Linked DNA regions of Homo sapiens: region 2 is linked to region 1. Evidence: read pairs that join two places in POLR2A ChIA-PET (ENCODE). Cell type or tissue: HepG2. All regions are shown on one strand.

Evidence for each region. Peaks named below come from ENCODE experiments on the same cell type or tissue, not always from the same donor. Only the 100,000 strongest peaks of a DNase experiment are listed, where the experiment ranks them.
Region 2: POLR2A ChIA-PET joins it to region 1 with 8 read pairs; 6 of 35 experiments call an interaction of 5 or more read pairs at or near these places.

What each region holds. Positions count from the first base shown.
Region 1 is chr2:11,420,119-11,424,118 of GRCh38, reverse strand. LOC105373429 (a long non-coding RNA gene) reads right to left here. Exons shown (of 4, transcript XR_001739285.2): 3 at 2,853-2,948; 4 at 2,082-2,609. Among named protein-coding and RNA genes, the nearest start is that of LINC00570, 28 kb to the right of the region's middle. In HepG2, no CTCF peak of the experiment used is centred here; DNase peaks (open chromatin) are centred at 466, 968 and 1,828; H3K4me3 peaks cover 1,236 bases.
Region 2 is chr2:11,364,438-11,368,437 of GRCh38, reverse strand. It overlaps PPIAP60 (peptidylprolyl isomerase A pseudogene 60), which reads right to left. Exons shown (of 4, transcript XM_047446546.1): 3 at 3,149-3,292. Among named protein-coding and RNA genes, the nearest start is that of PPIAP60, 15 kb to the right of the region's middle. In HepG2, no CTCF peak of the experiment used is centred here; DNase peaks (open chromatin) are centred at 1,947, 2,613 and 2,937; H3K4me3 peaks cover 1,901 bases.

The DNA of each region.
Region 1 (4,000 bases):
GAATACCACTCAGCAGTAAGAAGTAACAAACTATTTTTTTTCTTCAACTTTTAAGTTCCGGGATACAGGTGCAATATGTGCAGGTTTGTTACGTAGGTAAACGTGTGCCATTGTGGTTTGCTGCACGGATCATCCCATCACCTAGGTATTAAGCCCAGCATCCATTAGCTATTCTTCCTGATGCTCTCCCTCCCCAACCCCTACAGGCCCCAGTGTGTGTAAGAAGGAACAAACTATTGATACACATAACTTGGATGGATCTCCAGGGAACGGGATGGAGTGGGAAAAAAAAAAGCCAGTTGCAAAAGGTTGTATCCTGTATTGTCCTATTTATATAACATTATTGAAGTAGCAAAATTAAAGAATGGAAAACAGATTAGTGGTTGTCGGAGGCCAGGGACAGTGGTGGGGTGGGGTAGGTGTGGCTATCTAGAAGAGCAACACAAAAGATCTTTATGATGGTGAAACTGTCCTGTACTTTGTATCAGTGTCAATATCCTGGCTGTGATATTCTACTATAACTTTCCAAGTTTACCACTGGGGAAACTGTGTAAAGAATCCACAGGAGTTCTCTGTATTATTTCTTACAACTGCATGTGAGTCTATAATTCTATGAAAATTAACAGTTTAATCAGAAAAACTTATGAGTTATTCCACATTAGAACAAGTCTCTTTCAGACTTTGACTTGTATCTTCAAACCTTCTTCCAAACCTATTGTTCTTCTTACTCTCATAGAAACTTAATGTGTAACTGATAAAACAATTTAATGGGGAAAGGTCAATCTTTTCAACAAATGATGCGGGCGCATGTAGATGTCCATAGGCAAAAAAAGTTGACCATTTTCATCAACTTAGTGGGGTTTTTTGTTTTGTTTTGTTTTTGAGACAGGGTTTTGCTCTGTTGCCCAGGCTGGAGTGCTGTGGTGCAATCATGGCTCACTGCGGCCTTGAACTCCTGGGCTCAAGCGATCCTCCTGCCTGAGTAGCTGGGACTGTGAGTGCATGCCACAACACTCAGCTTCAGCTTAGTGTTTTGAGTAATTGTTCTTTTCTCCATTTCTTCCCATCTGTCTAAATGTAGTTTAGTGTATTTTTTGTTATTGTCTGCAGAGTTAAAGCATAAAATGGCTGAATAGAGCAAAAAAAGAAAAAAGAGTCTCTTCAATGGAGAAAAAATAAAATAATCAGTAAATATTGCAAAAAAGAATTTGTTTAAAACCTTACCCTGCTCTGCCTACCCCCACGACCTCTTCCTGTCACAGGCAACCATTCTACCAACGGAGATAATATTGCCAGAGAAGACGTTTTACCAGGGCAGGAGAAACATGCACCATCTTACGTCCCTTGCCCTCCATTTCTCTTCATATTTGTGTACCTGTTTGTAACTGAATGTGGTAATAGAAAATAGAAAAGACATGATGACTGGTGGCTGCTGAGTAAGCCTTCAGACACCCTTCCTAAATGCATGAGGATCTGCACTGGATTCTGCCCAAGGGCAGGTCGGGGGCAAAAGCAGATGAGTTGGCAAAAGACCACATGGAGACGAGACACCAACACTGGGGACAGGCTCATGCCAGTTTGGAATCCAGCCTTTGAACTGATTTCTCATTTTGCAAAATTATTTTCTACACCAGCTATTTCTTAAATGACTTCTGGTTGACTTGGGTGGTAACATTAAGATAAAAATGTGTTGGCAGTGAAAAAAACAAACCACACTTAAAAGAAATATTGAAGCTGGGCATGGGGGCTCACGCCTGTAATACCAGCACTTCGGGTGGCTGAGGTGGGAGGATCACTTGAGCCCAGAAGATCAAGGCTGCCGTGAGCTATAATCGCACCACTGCACTCCAGCCTGGGTGACAGAGAGAGACCGTCTCAAAAAAACAAACAAATATTGAAACGTTGCTTAGTTAAAAGCCTTTTACAATTTGTTTCCACCTAACATGTGGTTACTTATTCGATCACATAATCTGGTGAAGGAGAGTAAAGACCATGACACTGATTTGCTATTTACAACAAGGCAACATATTGCTTAGTGCTCATCAGCTTTCTAAAGAAGCTGAACATCATGTCCAGTACTTTGCAAAATTCTTTCAGATCCTCTGACAGCTTTAGTAAAAAATGTCATCACAAGCCAACTCAGTTGTCTACAAACAGGCTCTCATTTTACATTTAACTTTGAAAATATATTTACAATCCTTTGAAAATATATTTACAACAATTTAGAATCATTCTCAATTTCATTGCCTCTCAGCTGCACAGCTGGATTTTATTTGGTGCAAAAGGAAAAACTGGGTTGTAGGTAAACATTATATCATGTTTGGGGAGTGGTTTATAGAAATTTCAAGCCTCTTGTACTTTCATGAATTTTCTAACACTTTATTATTGTTATAATTATCTACTCATAATAATGACTGCCATTTATTGAGCCCATACCAGGTGCCGGCCCCTGGACTAGGAGAAACAGTTAATGTTTGTGTTACCTTGTCAGATAAGTGTCGTTGCTGAGGCTCAGGAGGATGAGGGCATGCTTGCCCAAAACTCCACAACTGGGAAATACTAGAGCCAGGATTCGGACCCCAGACAGTACGGTTCACAAGCCATATTCCCTTTAAAAATGAAGGTGACCCCTTGTCAGGCTATGGAATTTGAGGTGTGAAATTCTTTCAGCTCGTGCTGTAGTTACTAGAGATGGTCTTAATTGTCAGACAGCTCTTCAGCAGTTGGGGCAAACAGGCAAACATTAACTCATGATGACCATACCACCTGGATTAGTTTGTCCTTGTTGCATTGCTATAAGGAATGACCTGAGGCTGGGTAATTTATAAAGAAAAGAGGTTTAGTTGGCTCACCGTTCCGCAGGCTGTTCAGGAAGCGTGGCTGGGGAGACCTCAGGAAACTTACAATCATGGCAGAATGAGAAGACGAAGGAGGCACATTTTACATGGCTGGAGCAAGAGGAAGAGAGCGAAGGAGGCAGTACATACTTGTAAACAACCAGATCTCGTAAGCACTCAGTCACTATCATGAGAACAGCAAGGGGAAAATCTGCCCCCACGATCCCATCACCTCCCACCAGGCCCCACTTCCAACGCTGGGGATTACAGTTCGACACGAGATTTGGGCAGGGACACAAATCCAAACCATATCACTACCTAAGCCCATTCCTCCTACTACTGACCACTTCTTTCTTCCCTTGACCAGTGTGCATGGGTAGGAATACATACTGTATGACGCTGCTCGGTGAGAAGAAGCAATCTGACTAAACCCCTGGACTGCTTTCTGGATTTGGTTTTGTACTTCACTACTAAGGTTATTTTCGTTGGTCAGTGAACCTCTGGAACGGTAGTTCGAACAGCTTGTAATACATGTCTCATGAAAGTTACATGGATGTGTATGTATATACATGTATGCTGGAATAACTCTTTAAATCTTGATTTCAGAAATCTGGAATATTTATGCTTATACTCAAGTAAGGAATTTGATTTGAGGTATTTTAAGTAGAGTCACCAAAAATAATCCGTTGCAGCAAATTTAGAAAGTTATCATTAATGCTCAAAATATAGCATTTTCTACTTATTTTCACTTCACAATGTATCAAATAGGATTTCCAACATCTTATGAAAAGATACAGTATTTTCTCAAAGAGTAAGAAAACTGGGGCAAAGGGTAAATAAGGGTAGGAAAATAATGTGAAACCAGGGGAGAGGCTAGTACACAGAATACATGCTGTACAGCGTGTGTCATTGATTGCATCTCATTTTAAAAATAAAACGGCACATCCCACTTTCCTAAAAATGTGGCTTCTTGATCAGGAATCTCTATCTCTGTTACAGCAGTGGGACTTCTTGTCCTTTTTAATACTTTGTTCTTTCCTCCCTGCCTTAGGAAATATTCCATTTGATTCTGTCCTTGTTTTTTGTTTTTTTTTTTCCAATAGGCAGCCTTCCACAGCAGCAGTCTGAGACAATGAAAAATCACTTGAGCTTTTTAAAACAAA
Region 2 (4,000 bases), 56 kb after region 1:
CCCCAGCTTCCTTTGGCTCAAAGGTGTCCAGACAAAAAGCGAACAAGGCAGTAGGAAAATGGAAGCTCCAATTTCCCTTCTCATTAAAACTGTGGGTATGCCTTTTCTCACACAGAATTTCCCTCACATTCTGGGCTCTCGGCTGTGTCCAGGAGTCCAGGACTGGCTTTCAGCCAATGCACAAGCTTCCATTTCAGTCCGGAGTTAGAAATCTGTCATGCTTTGACGTTTTGGTCAAATGGCTCATGTCCAGAATCCACCAAATGTGCATTTTGCAAAACTGCCCTCTCTTCACAAGCTGCAGCCTCAATTCTCATTGTGAGTAGCTGAATATAACAAGGAGAACCTTCAGACTAGAAATTGCCTGATTTCTCCTGCAAACTTCTGCCCTGAGAAGGCAGATGTGGGGCTGCAGACACAGGCACTTATTCATTCATCTCATTGAAAAGCTACGAGTTGGTTCCTTATTGCCTCTCCATAATAGAAAAACTCTTTAATGAGCTCTCTTTTTGTTTTTCAAATCAGATATGCAAAGAAGCTCATAACAATTTTTTTTAAAAATGCGAAACAAGAATCTCCAATTATGGGAGCAAAATCTTCAGCTTCTGGGTTCCTGTCTCACTGAGGAAATGGATTTGAAATGGCAAGGAGGAAATGAGGAGGCAAACTTTCATGTCTATTTTAGTTTTCCAATGCAGTCCTATTTCCTTTGGACTTTGTATAAACAAGGAAAGGACAGTTGTTAGTTCAGTTATTACAGATAACCTGTGTCTTTAAAGTAAATGTATCTTAAATAAGTAGGACTCCCATAAATGACTACACTTTTTCAAAATATGACTCCCCAGCTTATAACAAGAATAATAGCAAACATCACTTTATTAAGCAATTACTATGTAAAAGACACTTAGTGCTTAGCACACACTGGAAATATTGTTGACTGGCTATATTTTCCCCAGAAATCCCATTTCTGAAAGCCTATTACAAAGAAATAAAATCATCAGTATAACAAAGGAGTGTGTGTGTGTGGGTGTGAGTGTGGGGGGGGGTGTGAGTGTGTGTGGGTGTGAGTGTGTGTGTGAGTGTGAGTGTGTGTATGTAAGTGCACACACATGTTGTAGTATTGTTCATAGTGGCAAAAACTAGAAACAAAGTGAATATTGATAACATGGGCACAGATGACAAATTATATCTCCAAATTATGAAACAGAATCCAGCCATTAAAATCAGAGCTTTGCCACGTGACTAGGATGAAGTTACAAAAAGTATTGTTGAGTGAGAAAAGCAGGATACATAGGATACATGGAATTGAGTATAATATGATTTCTTTTTTTTTTTTTTTTTGAGATGGAGTCTCGCTCTGTCACTGAGGCTGGAGTGCAGTGGCACAATCTCAGCTCACTGCAACCTCCGCCTCCCGGATTCAAGCAATTCTCCTCCCTCAGCCTCCTGAGTAGCTGGGACTACCGTCACCTGCCACCACGCCCCAGCTAATTTTTGTATTTTTAGTAGAGATGGGCTTTCACCATATTGGTCAGGCTGATCTCAAAATCCTGACCTCAGGTGATCCACCTGCCTCAGCCTCCCAAAGTGCTGGGATTACAGTTGTGAGCCACTGCACCTGGCCGATTTCTTTTTTAAAATGATCAAAAAACCATTTATATGTGGGAATATAGCTATATACTTTTATTATTGAATTACCATGGAAAAAAACATGGAAGAGGGAGGCCAAGGCAGGAGGATCACTTGAGGCCCAGGAGTTTGAGACCAGCCTGGGCAACAAAGCGAGACCCTCATCTCTACAAACAATTAAAAAATTAGCTGGGCTTCGTGGTTCACGCCTGTAGTTCCAGCTACTCAGGAAGTTGAGGTGGGAAGATCACCTGGGCTTGGATAGATCAAGGCTGCAGTGAGCCGTGATTGCGCCACTGTACTCTAGCCAGGGTGACAGAGAGACTCTGTCTAAAAAAAAAAAAAAAGGAAAAAAAAAAAAACTTGGAAGGTGCATTCAAGGTTGTCAACATGGTTGTGTGGGTTGTGTCATGGGCCCAGGTTCAGCCTGGAGCCATGACATGAGTGGAACAGACTAGAAGGGGAGGGAGGGGAAAATAAAGAGAAAGGGAAAATGGAATCTGTTTTAAGGAAACCCACCAGGGTATACAATATAATCACACGATGTGTATATATGCAATTATGTCAGTTATGAGGAATGAAAATAAAAATGGCATTGATTTTTTTCTCAATAACCTTGTGAAATATTATTTTTCCCACTTAATAGATAAGGAAATGGATGATCTGATTTGCCAAAGGCTATCTGATTCCAAGGCTTAAATTATTTTCCTATAAGTATGATGCACAGTTATAATGAAAAAAAATCAAATATCATAGTAAAGTACAATGAAGATTGTAAAAACTCCTGAGTTCCAGAGACACTGCTATTAAAATTTGAGAAAACAACACTCCAGAAGTTTCTCTATGCATATATACCATTTACCAAATCATGCAAAATATGCCAAAGTCAGTCGGCTGTGAGGTTATGGGGGAGGTACTGCATCCCTGCAGGAAGTGGATGCTTCTATTGTCACTCATTCTGAAAAGTGGATAATCCTGGGCAGGGAATTAGGCCAGTCTGAGGGCTGAGGGAGGAGGGGGCAGGCCCAGGACCGGCCTTGGGAGGCTCAACGTGGTTCCTGTGATGGGAAGGAGCTGCCCTGACAGCTGCAGGCAGCCAGCCTCCCAAAATGTGGATGGCAAGTAAGAGGCATGGGTAATAATGGTCTCTATCCTCCTGAACAGCTCTCCCCCTGGACAGCCGTGAAAGAAATTGGGACTGATCTTTGGACAGGAGGATGGCTGTGTCCCCTCCTGAGGTCAGAGGGGGACACTGCTTCCAGACAGGGCCTGCAGCTGAGCTTACAGCCTCTCCCGACATGGCCACGTGATGATTTGGTCATGCCTTCTGATGAATGGCTATCTGCTTATGTGCCTAGATCCACCAGAGTTGTCACAGTTACAGGCCAGTTACTAGGAGGCCTCTTCTGAATGTGACATGGGAGGAGGGTCTCCCCTTTTCTCTTGGGGAGACACTGAGGTGAAATAGGCCTGCACCAGCCAATACAGAGGCAGCAAGTAGAGTCCTGAAGACACTCACTTGGCTGCAAAAGAGACCAGGGGTTTCCTCCAGCTGCCTGGTTGGCTGCTGCTCTGAGAAGATACCAGGCCTCTGCTCCGGTGGCTTCAGGGAGGCCACCCTGGACACAGCCAGCAGAAGCAGGTCATCGATGGAGGGGTCAGCCTACAAGGACACAGCCAAGTTCATGTTCTTTGGGAGGTGGCAGCCAAGGTAAGCCTGAAGGGTCTGATTCATAGACGAATCTTCAGAAATATCTGGAGAAGTGAATCTCAGAGATATAATCCTCCCTCCAATTTGAATGGGTGGGGGCTCCTGGGCATTATGACTTGAGTATTAAGGAAGGGTGTCTTTATTTTGCACACCAAGCTGATGAGGTGAGACATGTGCATTACATGGATATAGATATGCATATCCAAAATACAAAGCTTATCATACTGCTCACCTGCTCAAAATCCAGCAACAGCTTCCCTTGGGGTGAAACCCAAACTCTTTACCATAGACCCCCACCCGGAACACTGCATGGCAGCCATGATAAAGTCTCAGTTACCTCCTCAGATCTCCAGGCCTTCACCCGTATTTCTGCTTAGAATACTTCCTACTAGAGTCACCCGGACAGTTCGTAGTCACCCTTAAAGATTCAGCTTAATGGCCGGGCGCGGTGGCTAATGCCTGTAATCCCAGCACTTTGGGAGACTGAGGCAGGCAGATCACCTGAGATTAGGAGTTTGAGACCAGCCTGGCCAACATGGTGAAACCCTGTCTCTACTAAAAATACAAAAAATAAGCCTGGTGACGTGGTGCACAACTGTAGTCCCAGCTACCTCGGGGGCTGAGGCAGGAGAATCGCTTGAACCCAGGAGGCGGAGTTTG